Regions from separate parts of the Homo sapiens genome. Here regions 2 and 3 are each linked to region 1. The links are chromatin loops, found by intact Hi-C in ENCODE. Cell type or tissue: PC-3. All regions are shown on one strand. Region 1 has its middle 31 kb from the start of CNTNAP5-DT. Region 2 has its middle 440 kb from the start of LINC01826. Region 3 has its middle 110 kb from the start of LINC01826.

Evidence for each region. A loop is a pair of places that touch in the nucleus more often than their neighbours do. Peaks named below come from ENCODE experiments on the same cell type or tissue, not always from the same donor. Only the 100,000 strongest peaks of a DNase experiment are listed, where the experiment ranks them.
Region 2: a loop joins it to region 1, with 2.6 times the contacts of the local background. A loop is called at or near these places in 5 of 110 quality-filtered maps.
Region 3: it touches region 1 in a loop (5-fold over the local background); 2 of 110 quality-filtered maps call a loop at or near these places.

Annotation. Positions count from the first base shown.
Region 1 is chr2:123,991,597-123,996,596 of GRCh38, forward strand. No RefSeq gene overlaps it. Among named protein-coding and RNA genes, the nearest start is that of CNTNAP5-DT, 31 kb to the right of the region's middle. In PC-3, a CTCF peak has its summit at 2,346 (motif pointing left); a DNase peak (open chromatin) is centred at 2,315.
Region 2 is chr2:123,510,898-123,515,897 of GRCh38, forward strand. No RefSeq gene overlaps it. Among named protein-coding and RNA genes, the nearest start is that of LINC01826, 440 kb to the left of the region's middle. In PC-3, no CTCF peak of the experiment used is centred here; a DNase peak (open chromatin) is centred at 2,644.
Region 3 is chr2:122,958,209-122,963,208 of GRCh38, forward strand. No RefSeq gene overlaps it. Among named protein-coding and RNA genes, the nearest start is that of LINC01826, 110 kb to the right of the region's middle. In PC-3, a CTCF peak has its summit at 3,017; a DNase peak (open chromatin) is centred at 3,033; H3K4me3 peaks cover 1,268 bases; H3K27ac peaks cover 1,739 bases.

The sequences.
Region 1 (5,000 bases):
GAGAAGGGAGATATTGCCACAAATCACTTAGCACAGAATCTGGCTCTTAATCAGTGCTCATTGAAGAAGAATTAAAATTAGTAGTTCTCCAATAATCTTCACTATACAGGTAAGTAATCCATACCATTTTACTACAACACATGGACACAGAGAGGGGGACAACACACACCAGGGCCTGTTTGGGGGTGAAGGGTGAGGGGAGTTAACTTAGAGGACAGATCAATAGGTGCAGCAAACCACCATGGCACACATGTACCTATGTAACAAACCTGCACATTCTACACATGTATCCTGTTTATTTTTTTTTCCTCTAAAAAAAAGAAAATGTCTTGGGAGGTGTGATGTCATACCTTCTTTATATTTGCAAAAATAAAGCTCTCGCATTTTCTTTCCCTTTAAATATTTTGCTCTAAAGTCACAAGAGTCAAATGTGAAATGAGAACATACTATTCCCTCAGGTTTACTCCCATATTGGTTGGGAGGAAAAAGCACACTCGAAGCGAGGCCAGATGTCAGGTGTCAGGGACCACAGGTATTGGAGGTGGGATTTGAATACAGGCTTGGCCAAATCCAGCATATGAGTTTCTGTCCGCCACACAAACGCATTTATGGATGATCTCAAACAGCTTCACTTGCAGTTGATTTTTATTTGAGATTTTTAAAAAATACTTTGAAAAGAATAGTTTATCACACAATAAAAGAGATTGGAAAAGATAAATGTGAACTTCCAAGGAGAGTCCAGAACAACAATTTTTTATAAGAACTTTAGAATCCATAGCTTTCCAGCTTAAACCTCCCCTATCTCCTCAACACTTCCTAAAGAAAAAATAAAATAAATATATTAAGAAACAACTACAGGAGGAGTTGCAGGTGACTTGAAGCAATGGAGACATGGAGAGGGGCTCAGTCAAAAGGAGGCTACCAGGGTCTGTTTAAGAAAATGGAGAGACAGGCAAATGACAGAGATAATATGGGTTTTGTTTCAGAGCACCACGATAAAGAAAGTTATGTAATTTTTTTTGTTTTCCCAATCCAAATTTACACCATAATGTGTAATGTTTAGACTATAGTGTATTCCATTAAGTGTGGAGCAGCATTATGTCTAAAAGACAGTTTATATACCTTAAAAGTATTACTAAAAAATGCAGTTGAAAATTGTGCTGCCACAAACAAGCAAATACTGACAGATTTTGTCACCACCAGGCCTTCCCTGCAAGAGCTCCTGAAAGAAGTACTAAATATGGAAAGGAAAAACCAGTACCAGCAACTGCAAAAACACACCAAAATATAAAGACCAATGACACTATGAAGAAACTGCATCAACTAGTGTGCAAAATAACCAAATAGCATCATGATGACAGAATCAAATTCATACATAACAATACTAACCTTAAATGTAAATGGGCTAAATGCCCCAATTAAAAGACACAGACTGGCAAATTGGATAAGGAGTCAAGACCCATAGTGTGCTGTAATCAGCAGTCCCATCTTATGTGTAAAGACACACACAGACTCAAAATAAAGGGATGGAGGAAAATTTACGAAGCAAATGGAAAGCAAAAAATAAAAATAAAAAATAATAATAAAAAAAACCCCAGGGGTTGCAAACCTAGCCTCTGACAAAACAGACATTAAACCAACAAAAATCAAAAAAGACAAAGAAGGGCATTCCATAAAGGTAAAGGGAATGATTCAACCAGAAGAGTTAACTATTCTAAGTAGACATGCACCCAATAGAGGAGTATGCAGATTCATAAAACAAGTTCTTAGAGACCTCTAAAGAGACTTAGACTCCCACACAGTAATAGTGGGAGAGTTTATCACCCCACTGTCAGTATTAGACTGATCTATGAGACAGAAAGTTAACAAGGATATTCAGGACTTGAACTCAGCTCTGGATCAAGTGGACCTAGTAGACATCTACAGAACTCTCTACCCCAAATCAACATAATATACATTCTTCTCAAGTCCACATGGCACTTATTCTAAAATCGACCACATAATTGGAAGTAAAATACTCCTCAGCAAATGCAAAAGAACTGAAATCAAAGCAAACCATCTCTCAGACCACAGTACAATCAAATTGAAACTTAGGATTAAGAAACTCACACAAAACCACACAACTTCATGGAAATTGAACAATCTGCTCCTGAATGACTCCTGGGTAAATAATAAAATTGAGGCAGAAACCAAGAAGTTCTTTGAAACTAATGAGAACAACGAGGCAACGTACGAGAATTTCTAAGACCTTTTCACTGAGGAGACAGTAGCCTGAATAGGCAGCTGACCCAGTTGGACCAGGATCCACGGCTGTTTGCCACCTCGTGGACATTGGTGATAATTACAAGTCACTTCCAATGACTTAGAGATGCTCCTTTTGATAGCATCTCTAACCAATAACTTTAGCTCCTTGATTGTGTTTTCTGCCTGTGAGTAGAGTTCTAAGGATAAGAGGAGAGACTGGCAGCTGTAAGTGCACTACAGTATCCTTTCTTTGGAAGAAAAAAAAAATCTATAATCAGTTACCAATTACTTACCTAGCAGTTACAATGTGTGAGGTGTTCTCGAAGAGTATTTAGGTATTTAGGAGTACTACCCAATGGATCACTATCACTAAAACCTGCATTTGTCATGCCTTTAAATGAAAACGTTGCCTGTGAATTTTTATTTCAGAAACTGTTTCATATTCTCCAGTGAAGCCACGGCCTTCAGGGTCTAGATAAAGGCATGGCTTGTTTTATTGCACTTCACTTTATTGTACCTCAAAGATATTGCTTTTTTTTTTTTTTTCACAAAGTGAAGGTTTGTGACAACCATCTAAATTTAGCAATTCTGTTGGTGCCATTTTTTTCCAACGGCTTGTACTCATTTGGTGTCTGTCACATTTGGATAATTCTGGCAATATTTCAAACTTTTTCACTATTATTTTATCTGTTATGGTGATCTATAATCAGTAATCTTTGAAATTATTATTGTAATCATTTTGGGACACCGTGAACCACATGCCAATAAGATGGTGAGCTTAATTGATAAATGTTGCATGTGTCCTTATCGTTCTACTAACCAGCCATCTTCTCATCTCTCTCCCTCTCCTCAGTCCTCCCTGTAACCTGAGACACAACAATAGGGAAATTAGACCAATTAATTACCCTACAATGGCCTATAGTGTTCAAGTGAAAGGAAGAGTGGCACATTACTCACTTTAAATCAAAAGCTAGAAATGATTAAGCTTAGTGAGGAAGACATGTCAAAAGCTGAGATAAACGGAAAGTTAGGTCTCTTGTGCCAAACACCTAAGTGGTGAATGCAGAGAAAAAGTTATTGGACAAAATTAAAATTGCCACTTCCATAAACGTACAAACGATAAGAAAGCCAAATAGCCATATTGCTGAAACAGAGATAGATTTAGTGGTCTGGATAGAAGATCAAACTACCTGTATTTTCTCAAGTCAAAGCCTAATCCAGAGCAAAGCCCTAGTTCTCTTCAATTCTTTGAACACTAAGAGAGGCGAGGAAGCTGCAGAAGAAAAGTTTAAACTGGCAGAGGTTGGTTCATGAGATATAAGGAAATAAATTGGCTTCATAACATAAACGTGCAAGAGGAAGCAGAAAGTGCTGATGGAAAATCTGCAGCAAGTTACCATGTGATTAGCTAAGATAATTAACAAAGGTGGCTGCACTAAACAACAGATTGTCCATGTAGATAGAACAGCCTTTTATTGGAAGAAGATGCCATCTAAGACTTTCATAGCTAGAAAGGATAAGTAAATTCCTGGATTCAAAGCTTCAAAGGACAAGTTGACTCTCTTGTTCATGGTTAATGCAGCTGGTGAAGCAAATGATCATTTAACATTCCAAAATTCTAGGGCCCTTAAGAATTATGCTACATTTCTTCTGCTTATGCTCTATATATGGAATGGCAAAGCCTTTGGCAACTACAGCCCTTATCAGTCAGCAGCCATCAAAATTGAGTTAAGGCTCTGCCAGCCAAAGGGTTAGGACTCCACGAAGACTCAGATGATCATTAACATATTTTAGTAATACTTTTATTTATTTATTTATTTATTTTTCATATATCTCTTTCCTCTGTACCTTTCTTCATGCCTTTCCCTCTGGCCACCATGGCCTTTTCCAACCCCACTCTCTCTCAATGCCTAACCATCCTTTAAAACTTATCTCAGACATCAATTCCTCTGCACTCCATGATGCACTGTTGCGCTTACCAAATTGTAATCTTCTGATATATGATTGTTCTATTTACTAGATGATTAACTCCTTGAGGGCGAGGGCCGTGCATTACTCATCTCTGTATCTCCAGTTCCTAGAGCATTTCTTTTTTTTTGTTGTTTGTTTGTATTGGTGCATAATAATTGTACATTTTTATGTGGTGCATGTGATATTTTGATACATGCATACAATGCGTAATGATCAAATCAGGATAATCGAGATGTCTGTCACCACAAACATTTATCAGCTCTTTGTGTTAAGAAGATTTCAAATCATTATGAGATTCATGGGGAAGGGCAAACTGACCAAATATTTGATGATAGTGAGGAATTATCATTTTATTTATTTATTTTCTTTTTTCAAACTTTATATTTTATTTCAAGAGGTTTTAGGCAGCAGGTGGTGTTTGGTTACATGAATAAGTCTTTTGGTGGTGATTTCTGAGATTTTGGTGCACCCACCAACCAAGCAGTGTACACTGTACCAAATGTGTAGTCTTTTATCCCTCACCCCCTTCCTGCTTTTTCTCAAGTCCCCAAAGTCCAATGTATCATTCTTATGCCTTTGCATCCTCATAGTTTAATTCCCACTTATAAGTAAGAACATGTGATGTTTGGTTTTTCATTCCTCAGTTACTTCACTTAGAATAATAGTCTCCAATTCCATCCAGCTTGCTGTAAATGCCATTATTTCACTCCTTTTTATGGCTGAGTAGTATTCCATGGTGTGTATATATACATATACATACATACCACATTTTCTTTATCCACTCG
Region 2 (5,000 bases), 480 kb before region 1:
ATTCAAACATTTAAAAAATATATACCAATTTTCTAGCAAGTTTAATCATAACAGCCTCCAGCTGGAAAATAAAGTCCTTCAACTTGTGAATGGATAAACAAATTGTGTTACAGCCATACAATTGAATACTTGATAGCAATTTGAAAAAGTCTACCATATTAATCAAAAACATTAATATCAAAAATATTGTATTAGGTTAAAGGAGCCTGCCCAACACAATAGAATACATAGGATATAATATCATTCATATTGAATACAGTAAGTCCTCAATGTCATTGATAAGTTCTTGAAAAATGAGACTTTAAGCGAAACGATGTATAATGAAACCAATTTTTCCATAGACTAATTGGTATAAATAAGAGCTAAGATTCTACGACATATTTCATGATGATTCTGGTGTAAACTGAGTTTGAAAACCGGTGTTCAGTGGGAAAGAGTATGATCAGAAAAAAACATTTTCATGGCTGCAAGATCCAGCACCTTCCTTCTTGGCTCTTCATCTATGTTCCATCCTAGAAGATTAGGATCTGATTATTTTATGTAGGTCTGAGTTGGCCCTTAGGTATTTACACTATAATAAATTCCATCGGATGCTGCTGCAGCTGGACTAGACACCACAGAAAACCGAGGATTATATAATTAAGGACAAAAAGCGTCTTTATATGAGGAAAGGGAAGCTTTCTAGAGAAGGTGATACCAATGTGAGCCTAAAAGGGATAGGTTTTGGCCACAAATGTAAGAAGTAATTTCTATTTTTAAGAAATAATATGTGCACATGTACCCTAAAACTTAAAGTATTAAAAACAAAAAGAAATAGTATGCAGAGTTGACTTTTAAATAATGCAGAAGTTGGGGAACCGTCACCCCACCAATGCAGTCAAAAATCCACTTATAAATTTTGACATCTCAAAAACTGAACTACTAATAGCCTACTGTTGATCAGAAGCCTACTGACAACATAAACAGTCAATTAATTCATATTTTGTATGTTACATGTATTACATTCTTACGCTAGCATAAGCTAGAGAGAAGAAAATGTTATTAAGGAAATTATAAGGAAGAGAAAATATATTTACTATTCATTAAGTGGAAGTGGTCATAAAGGTCCTCATCTTTACCATCTCCATGGTGAGTAGTTGGAGGAGGAGGAGGAAGAGGAGGGTTTGGTCTCACTGTCTCAGGGGTGGCAGAGATGGAAGAAAAGCCACCTATAGGTGGATCTCTGCAATTCAAACATGTGCTTGTAGAGAGTCAACTGGAATAAGAGGACTACCAGCCAGTCAAAAGCTACATGCTTAGAGTTGAGATGATGTGAATTAATTAGGTTGGTGGGAAAATCAATAAGAATAGTAAAGAGATATGTTATTCTATCATTAAAATGCCATTGGGCAATAGTAGAAAATAAAGGCTGCATGGCCGGGCACAGTGACTCATGCCTGTAATCCCAACACTTTGGGAGGCCGAGGTGGGTGGATCACCTGAGGTTGGGAGTGCAAGACCAGCCTGACCAACCTGGAGAAACCCCATCTCTACTAAAAATGATTAATTAGCCAGGCATGGTTGTGCATGCCTGTAATCCCAGCTACTCGGGAGGCTGAGACAGGAGAATCATTTGAACCCGGGAGACCGAGGTTGCAGTGAGCCAAGATCGCGCCATTGCACTCCAGCCTGGGCAACAAGAGCAAAACTTCATCTAAAAAAAAAAAAAAAAAAAAGAAAAGAATGGCTGCAGAGAACAACGGGAGCTTATCCACTGATTGACCACAGTACATGCTGGTGGCCGATGGCCTGCCTTCCAGCTACTTGCTTCACCAATTGACTCTCAAGTCCTTTGGAACTGGATTTCTGCTTTGTGGCCACGTGAATTGATCTTAATCTGCTGCTTGCTAATCTCTAAACCTGTCACGCTGGTCTCTTCATATCTTTCGTGTGTATCTCATTCTGTTCTCCTCATCTAATTTCCTTTTGCCAGTAAAGAAATTTGTTTAGTGTAATACACACTTCACTGTCATTTTACATATCTTAGCCAGTTTTTTAACCTGACAACTGCTACTGAGATATGTATTGTTCCACTTTCCAGTGGAATTAGGGCTCAGATGGCTTAAGTGTCCTATCCAAGGTCATATGGGTTGTTAGAGACAGAGTGATCCTGCAGAAATCTTCTTCATATTCTTAGATTATTACTAATTTTGATTCACTCTGGCTTCAGGATTGCTTTCTGGGAAGTCAGTGGAAATAAGAAGAAATCATTCTTAGACTCTTTCCAAAGCATAACTCTTAATGTTTGTTGCTGCCTTTTAATTTTCCCCTGCTGCCTCCTATTACTCTTCTCAGTAACTGCATTATTTAACTCTATTAAATATTTAGGAGTGCAGTATGAGAGATGTCATACAAAATAAAGTTTTATTATCCACAGGATACAGGTACACACATAAATTATGTGCACAGACAGATGCACAATCCAGAGAAAGATTATGCCCCTGGGGGAATGACAATTGTTGTATCATCTGCCTGAGCTCATATTCTTTAACTTCTTTCCTCTCAGGCTTGGGTCGTGGCATGGCTATTTATGCCTTTCTGATCTTGAAGTGGAATGACCTCACTGCTGTGTTCTGCTAGGAGACAATGTCAGGGCTGATCAGAGAGCTGATTCACTGTGCCCCATGTAACAGAATTCATCCCTCAAAAGGAGTAAAGGTCAGGAATCTCTTAGATAGTTCCAGTTCTGTGGTTACAGACTGCATCCATTTCCAGAATGCTTAGCCTCTAACTCATAGGCAAGGTGACATGATGGCTAAATGGCAAACTTAGAACTAGAATCCTGTATTTGCTAATGTTGAAAATTCTTTGCATTTACTTTTGGGTTCCAGAAGTTAGTTTTGCCCTCCTATATTGAATGTGGTGATTGTTGACCAGTGGTGACAAAGTGACTGTGGGCAGAAAGAATAAATCATGCTGACTTTCTGAACATAACTTCTAGAGCAGCAACATCTGCATATCCATACTGCCTCTTCCTCTGATGGTCTTTCCACCTGCATGCCTTTATGTACACAAGCATTGAGCCCTGGCAAATAGTTACTACACAATAAACATTTGCTTATCCATTCCTTTTTTTAACAAATATTTATTTGTAAAGATTTTATGCTAAATATTGTTTTAGCCACTGAGGATAAAACCCTAAGTGATAGAAACAGATTGTACTCTCTAGATCCTAGCTGGGGAGACAGCTACAATTAAATAAATACATAAATGAATGAGAGTTGCTTAGTGCAGTGGAAGTGTATAAAGGGAGTTTTGGAATACATTATTTATTGAATGTTTAATAAGTAAATATGTGTCATAAGTGAATGTATGTCTGAATTACATAAAAAAGATTACCCTTTAGCTCCTGATGGACAATAAAAATAATAATAAGTGGAGGTTGTAAAACCAATATGGGGTTAAATAAAAAAATATGGTGGTGATGGCACTGTGGTAGGGAGAATAATGACCCCCAAAGATGTCCAGGTTCTAATCCCTGGCATTTGTGAATATGTTACCTTATGTGGCAAAAGGGACTTTACAGATGTGAGTAAGGCGAAGGGCCTGGAGATGAGGAGGTTATCCTGGGCTATCTGGGTAGGCCCAATCTAATCACAAGAATCCTTAAGAGTCGAGAACCTTTCCTGATTGATCAGAGATAGATGTGCCAACAGAGCAGGTTCATGGAGATAGCATTGAATGAAATCAAAATATTTTAATTTTGATTAGAATATCAAAAATTATAAAATAAAGAAGTATACCCCAAATATACTTCTTTGACATATTTTGTGAGGACTATTCAGAAGGCCTGCAGACAGAAGTAGCCCTGCTGAGCTGTCTTTTGTGGGGGAGATTTGCATCTGTAGAGAATCTGCATTGATGCAGACGTGCTTTCTCTGAGGCCTTCCCTTGTCCAGAACTAGGGAAGATTAACTGAGAGTCTAACACCTCTAAAGGTCTGAAAGAAACATTTTCCAATCCTTCTCTCTGAGAGCTGCTACCTGTCAGGGTTCATTTACATATCAAGACCACCTTTGCTAGCCAGTCCTCCTCTTCTCCCGCTCCCATAACCGTTTTTGCCAGGATCCAAGTTCCCATTCTTTCTGTCACCGCAAGATGGCATATAAGCTTCTGAACTCCACTGGGGCATTGGGCTAATAACTGTGGCTCTCCCCGATGTGCACGTTTAATAATTTGGTATGCCATTTCCCTTATTAATCTGCCGCTGTCAGTTGATTTTTCGGTGAACCTCGAGAGGGCAAGGAGGAAGATTTTCCTTGGATTCTACAGCAGCATAACAGATTTTGAAGGTGGTGGAACAGCACCCCAAATCATGGTCTGCAAGCAGCCTCTAGAACAAAGTGTAGGTGAGGGAGCAAGATTTTCTCCATAATCTCGAGAAGCAACACAGTCCTGGCAGACACTTTCGTCTTAGCCTAGTAAAGCTGATGTTGACATTCTGACATGTAAAATTGGTGTTGATTCAAGCCACTGAATTAGCATTGATTTGTCAAAATAGCAACAGGAAACTAATGCAGTCACCATGGACTGATATGATGTCAACAGAATCAGAACATCATTATCTTCACTTACTCTCATTTGTCCTGATTTTTCTTTCATAATAGCATTATATTTTTTTTTCCCGGAGCCTTTAATTTTGCAGACTCTCAATCTTTTTGAAAACTTTTGAGGTAATCATATCACAATGATGTGTTGAAACTTCATGTTCTGTTTCTCTTTGGAAACAAAAGTTTTTGGTGAATGCAGGATTGCTGCTATGAGATCTCTCAATGAGCCCCTGGCAACACTTTTATTTGAGAGACTAAAGTGTTTGAAAAGAACTCTTTTTATCCCTGTTTGACTGTTGAAAGTAATTGTCTCTGGTAAAAATGAAAACAAAAACAAAAACTTTTTTCTCTTAGTGCTATATAAAAAATAGAAAAAAATCTACTTTTTAATTTTAATATACTAGAGAAGTT
Region 3 (5,000 bases), 1.0 Mb before region 1:
TGTATAAAACTTCTATTTGAAGCTGAATGTATGCTGTTTTATGCAGTGCTGGAGATGGCCTGATGAGCCAGGTAGACACCCCCTGTCCAAGCTGCTTCATCCTATCCTGCCAACTGAGCTGACTGAAGAATTTAGGAAATTAAAAATAGAAAATCTAGAAAAATAAAAAACACACTCCTAAGACCCATGAGAATACTTTTTCTAACTTATGTGAAAATCAGAAATAATTTCTTTAGAATTGCAATAGTATCCACATATTTTGTTGTCAGAAATTTCTATTAATTGGGCATGAGAGATCCTATATTACTTTTCATTGAACAGATGATAGAATAACTTAAGGAGTAAATTGAATTAAAAAAGGCCAATTTTGGCACATTTCTAAGAAAGGAGTTTTCCTTTTTTCTGCATAATCTAGTTTTAATTCCTATTCATATATGTTATTATATAAACACGGTGTATACGGCGTTTAGGACCAATTTAATTTTCACTGATTATTGTGTTTTAGATATTTTGCATACACTCCTGTCATCAAGACAAATATTTATTTATTTTGATCCTGTCTTATTTAAAATATCTCTTGTGACAGCATCCAAGACTCATTACAAGGTAATGAATTTATAGGTGGTGTAGAAGGAGAGCAATTGAGTCAAGTGTTCTGAGTTTATATCCCAGGTCCCCTGGCTAATAAATGTATAACATTGGAAAAGCTACTTAACACCCAATACCTCAAATTTCTTTTCTGTAAAATAGGAATACTGTACCTGCCTCATAGAATTTCTATGAGCATTCAATAAGGAGTATATTGAAAGTCCTAGGTGACTACCTGGTACAAAGTAAGCGTTCAGTAAACAGTATTGTTAATAAGGAAATAATTCACAACAATAATTACACATAATGATAGAGTAATAAGATGAAACATTGTACAAAATATTGCACTTCAGAAAATTTTATACTGTTACTAAAATAGCAGCAGAGTATGTGGTCTTCAAAGTATTCAAACATTTTATATATCGACATATCATCATTTATTAAACCATTGTAATTTTTAATATTGTTTTCTGTTTTCAGTTATTATATATACTCTTGTAATAAATTGTTCCAAAGAACTGTCTTTATACATGTATTTCTTGGGAATAAACTTCCAAGTGGAACTACAGAGTCAAAAGGTGTCAATATAACAGATACTGGAAATGTATTTTCATAATAAGGTAAAAGCTGACTTGGTTAATTTAATTCAATATTATCAAACACTAGCTTTTACAAAACACAGCCTTCAAATTCATCACATGAAGCAGAAAACGTAAATCATAGGGGGAAATAACATGGCTATGATGATATTTAAAATGCATGATACTTACTACACTAATTGATACAGCAATTGTGCTCCTAGGTATTTATCCAAAGGAATCAAAGACTTATGTCCACACAAAAACCTGCACAGAGATATGTATTGCAGCTTTATTCATAATGGCCCAAATGGGAAAGCAACCAAAATTTCCTTCAGTAGGTGAATAGATAAATACACTGTATATATCTAGGCAATGAAATACTATTCAGCGCTTAAGAAATGAGCTTGCAAGCCATGAAAAGACATGGATGAAACTTAAATGTATTTTACTGAGTGAAAAGCCTACATGGAAAGGGTACATATGATACGATTCCAACTGTGTAAAAAGGCAAATTACAGAAATGACAAAAGGATCAGTGGTTGCCAGAGGTCGGGGGAATGAGAGATGAACGAGAGGAGCGTAGAGGATTTTAGGGTTGTGAAACTACTCTGTATAATATTGCACTGTACATAGATGTCACTAGACATTTGTCAAAACCCATAAAATGTGCAAGCCAAGAGCAAACTCTAATGTAAACTACAGACTTTAGGTGATAACGGAGTGTCAATATAGGTTCATTTACTGTAATAAATAAACACTCCAGTGCAGAATATTTATAGTTAGCGAGGCTGTGCGAATATGAGGGTAGGTAGGTGGTGTATAAAAAATCTCTAGATTTTCCTTTAGATATCGCTGTGAATCTAAAACTACTCTTTAAAAGACATATTTAAAAAGAATTCCTGATGAAGGAATGCAAATGTTTCATAGTTTTTCTCCTATATAACCAATATGAGTGGTGAGGGCTGATCCTTCAGACTTCATGATTTAAAATAATTTATGAATCTTCTTTCAAATTTGCTAATGTTAAGCAAAAGAGACTATGTGCATCAAATCTCAGACTTGTCAGCTAGGATCACACAATAATACATAATACATTTGTATTTCAAAATATAAACATATATATGCATTTGTATATACGTATGCATACATATATGTATCACATTTAAGAAATTTATATATGTGTATATATTTTTAAAAATGTATTGGTTGATCTAAATGGAGAAAGGACAGTACAGATTTAATTAGAGATGTATTAGCTATAAGATAAGTATAAAACACTATGCTAGGCATTGGAATAGAATAAGTTATGGACTCACTTTCAGGAAGCTCAAAATTTGGTTAAATAAGAAAATATAATGTGGAAGGTTTGTAGTCAACAGCAGGAATAGACTTCAGAGGTAATAGGGAAAGGTAAAGTATCCCACACTATCCAGAGCCGTTATTTCAGAAAATTTCATGGCGATGGTATTTACATGATTAAAAGCATGCATTTTAGCAATTCTTTCCTCTGTGCAGGAACTCACCTCTCCTACAGGGTGATACAATATCATTTCTATCTTGCTTTCCACACCACTTGCCATTCCATTACCATATTACTTAGAGTGTATCAGTTGCTTTGTTCATATTGCATGTGCCTCATTTGTAAATGACATTGTCAAGGCTATTATTGCAGCTGTTTGCAGAATGTCGGAAAGCTGTCAAACTCAGCACAGTCAAGCTGTTTGCAGCAAACAGCAAATGAAACGTACTCATAAATGATTAAAGGCACTTCATAAGTGATCCTTACCAAGGAAATGGAAATGTTGTCAGACTGAGTCATCATCTCTCTTGTGCACCTGGGATCAAGCCAAAGACAGTTGCTACTAATAACCAGCTAGGGGAATGCTTGCCTCACAAAAGGAAAGAAAACTTATATGGAAAGAGCCTTTCAATTTAAAAGCAGTGTCGTCACATTAAGTGGTGGGGTTACTCCCTTGTTTTAAAATTCATTACAGAATCTCTATTTTAGTCATTTTGGTGAAATCATACAGAAAACATTAGTCATCTGAAAATCAAAATAAAACAAGAAAACAAACAAAATGAAACACACATTCACACAACCAGCAAGTATTCTGAAGGAACTGACTCACATGGATGTATCCTTTGATCCACTTGAATATATCTTTTCTTTATTGACAAAATAGCCAACTTTAGTAAGAAAAATGTTAGTTATGTTTAGTGAGCTTTGTTCTTAATATGTTCATTGATAGTAGAAGGTCAGCATTCCAAGAATTAATAAAATCCACTTTTTTAGTTTCGCCATTTTAAGAAATCAAGAGTCTTAAAAAAAGTTAGTTGCTCAAGATCATATCAAGATTAATAAAATCCACAGGGCAGCTGATAGTAAACTAATCGCACCTAAACAAGATTTTCATGTAAACTTCACTATGCACAGACAAAACAAGAAAGGAAACTTTTAGAAGATGTGTTTACACATGGCTCAAGGAGACAGGACCAAATCACATGTGATTTTTTTTATTAGCTTTATTTGGGTCTAATTTACATGCAATAAAATTTATTAATTTTAAGTGAACATTTTAGTGGGTTTAGACAAATGAATATCTCCACAAACATGCCATAGAATATTTCCATAAGCCTGAAAATTCTCTACTTCCATTTGCATAAACTCCCTTCCCCCTACACTCTGATTTTTGAAAAACACATCAATTTTTGTATACATAAATTTACCTTTTCCTAGAATCTCACGTAAAGGGATGGGATTTTGGTCTGGTTTCTCTCACTTAGCATAATACTTACGCGATTCATTTATGTTGTTGCATGTATCAATAGCTCTTTGTTTTTGTTAATATATTTTCAACATTAATGTTCATTCTCCTTTTCCTTTACAGAGTTCCTCAAAGACTGTAGAAATTAGATGATCTGAGGGTGTCACAGTGGAATCATGAATAGTTTTTGAAGAAGTACCAGGCCAAGAACTTGGTGTGCTCTATACATTGTCTCATGAAATTTTCTGTTTTTGAGACAGAGTCTCACTCTGTCACCCAGACTGGACAGTGGCGTGATCTGGACTCACTGCAACCTCTGCCTCCAGGGTTCAGAGGGTTCAAGCAATTCTCCTGCCTCAGCCTCTGGAGTAGCTGGGATTACATGCACATGCTGCCAGGCTCTGCTCTTTTTTTTTTTAGTAAAGAGGGGGTTTCACCATGTTGGCTAGTCTGGTCTCGAACTCCTGACCTCAAGTGATTCACCCAGCTTGGCCTCCCAAAGTGCTGGGATTACAGGGGTGAGCCACTGGTCCTGGCCTGAAATTTTCTTAATAATCATCCAAGAAGGAGTTTATTAATGAACACCAAAGCTATCAGATATTAAGGTACATGTTAAACATCTCCTTATTATATCAGCTTACTTTCTTATGGGAAGTAATTAAACATAACTGTATTCACCTATGAATTTATAATGTATACCATTTACTGAAGATTTACTTTAAGATAGGCATTGTACTAAACCAAAAGTTTACCTCTCTTATTTGGGACATAAGTCCAAAGTCACATGGCTCCGAAGTACTCCCATCATGTGTGTGTGTGTGTGCGTTTGTGTGTATGTGCATATGTGTGTTTACTTACCTCTTGAAACTATCAAATATCTCAAATTCTTCTTCCTGGAGATAACATGTTACATTTGTAATATTTCTTAAGAGATTAGTATTACTCTCTCTTCGAGTTGTAACATTAGGATGCTTACACTTTCAAAGTCGTGTAGATAAAATGATGGCTTTCATGGAAACGGAATCTAACTCAGTTTTTACAAAGGGAAGTAAGGAATCACAGGTTG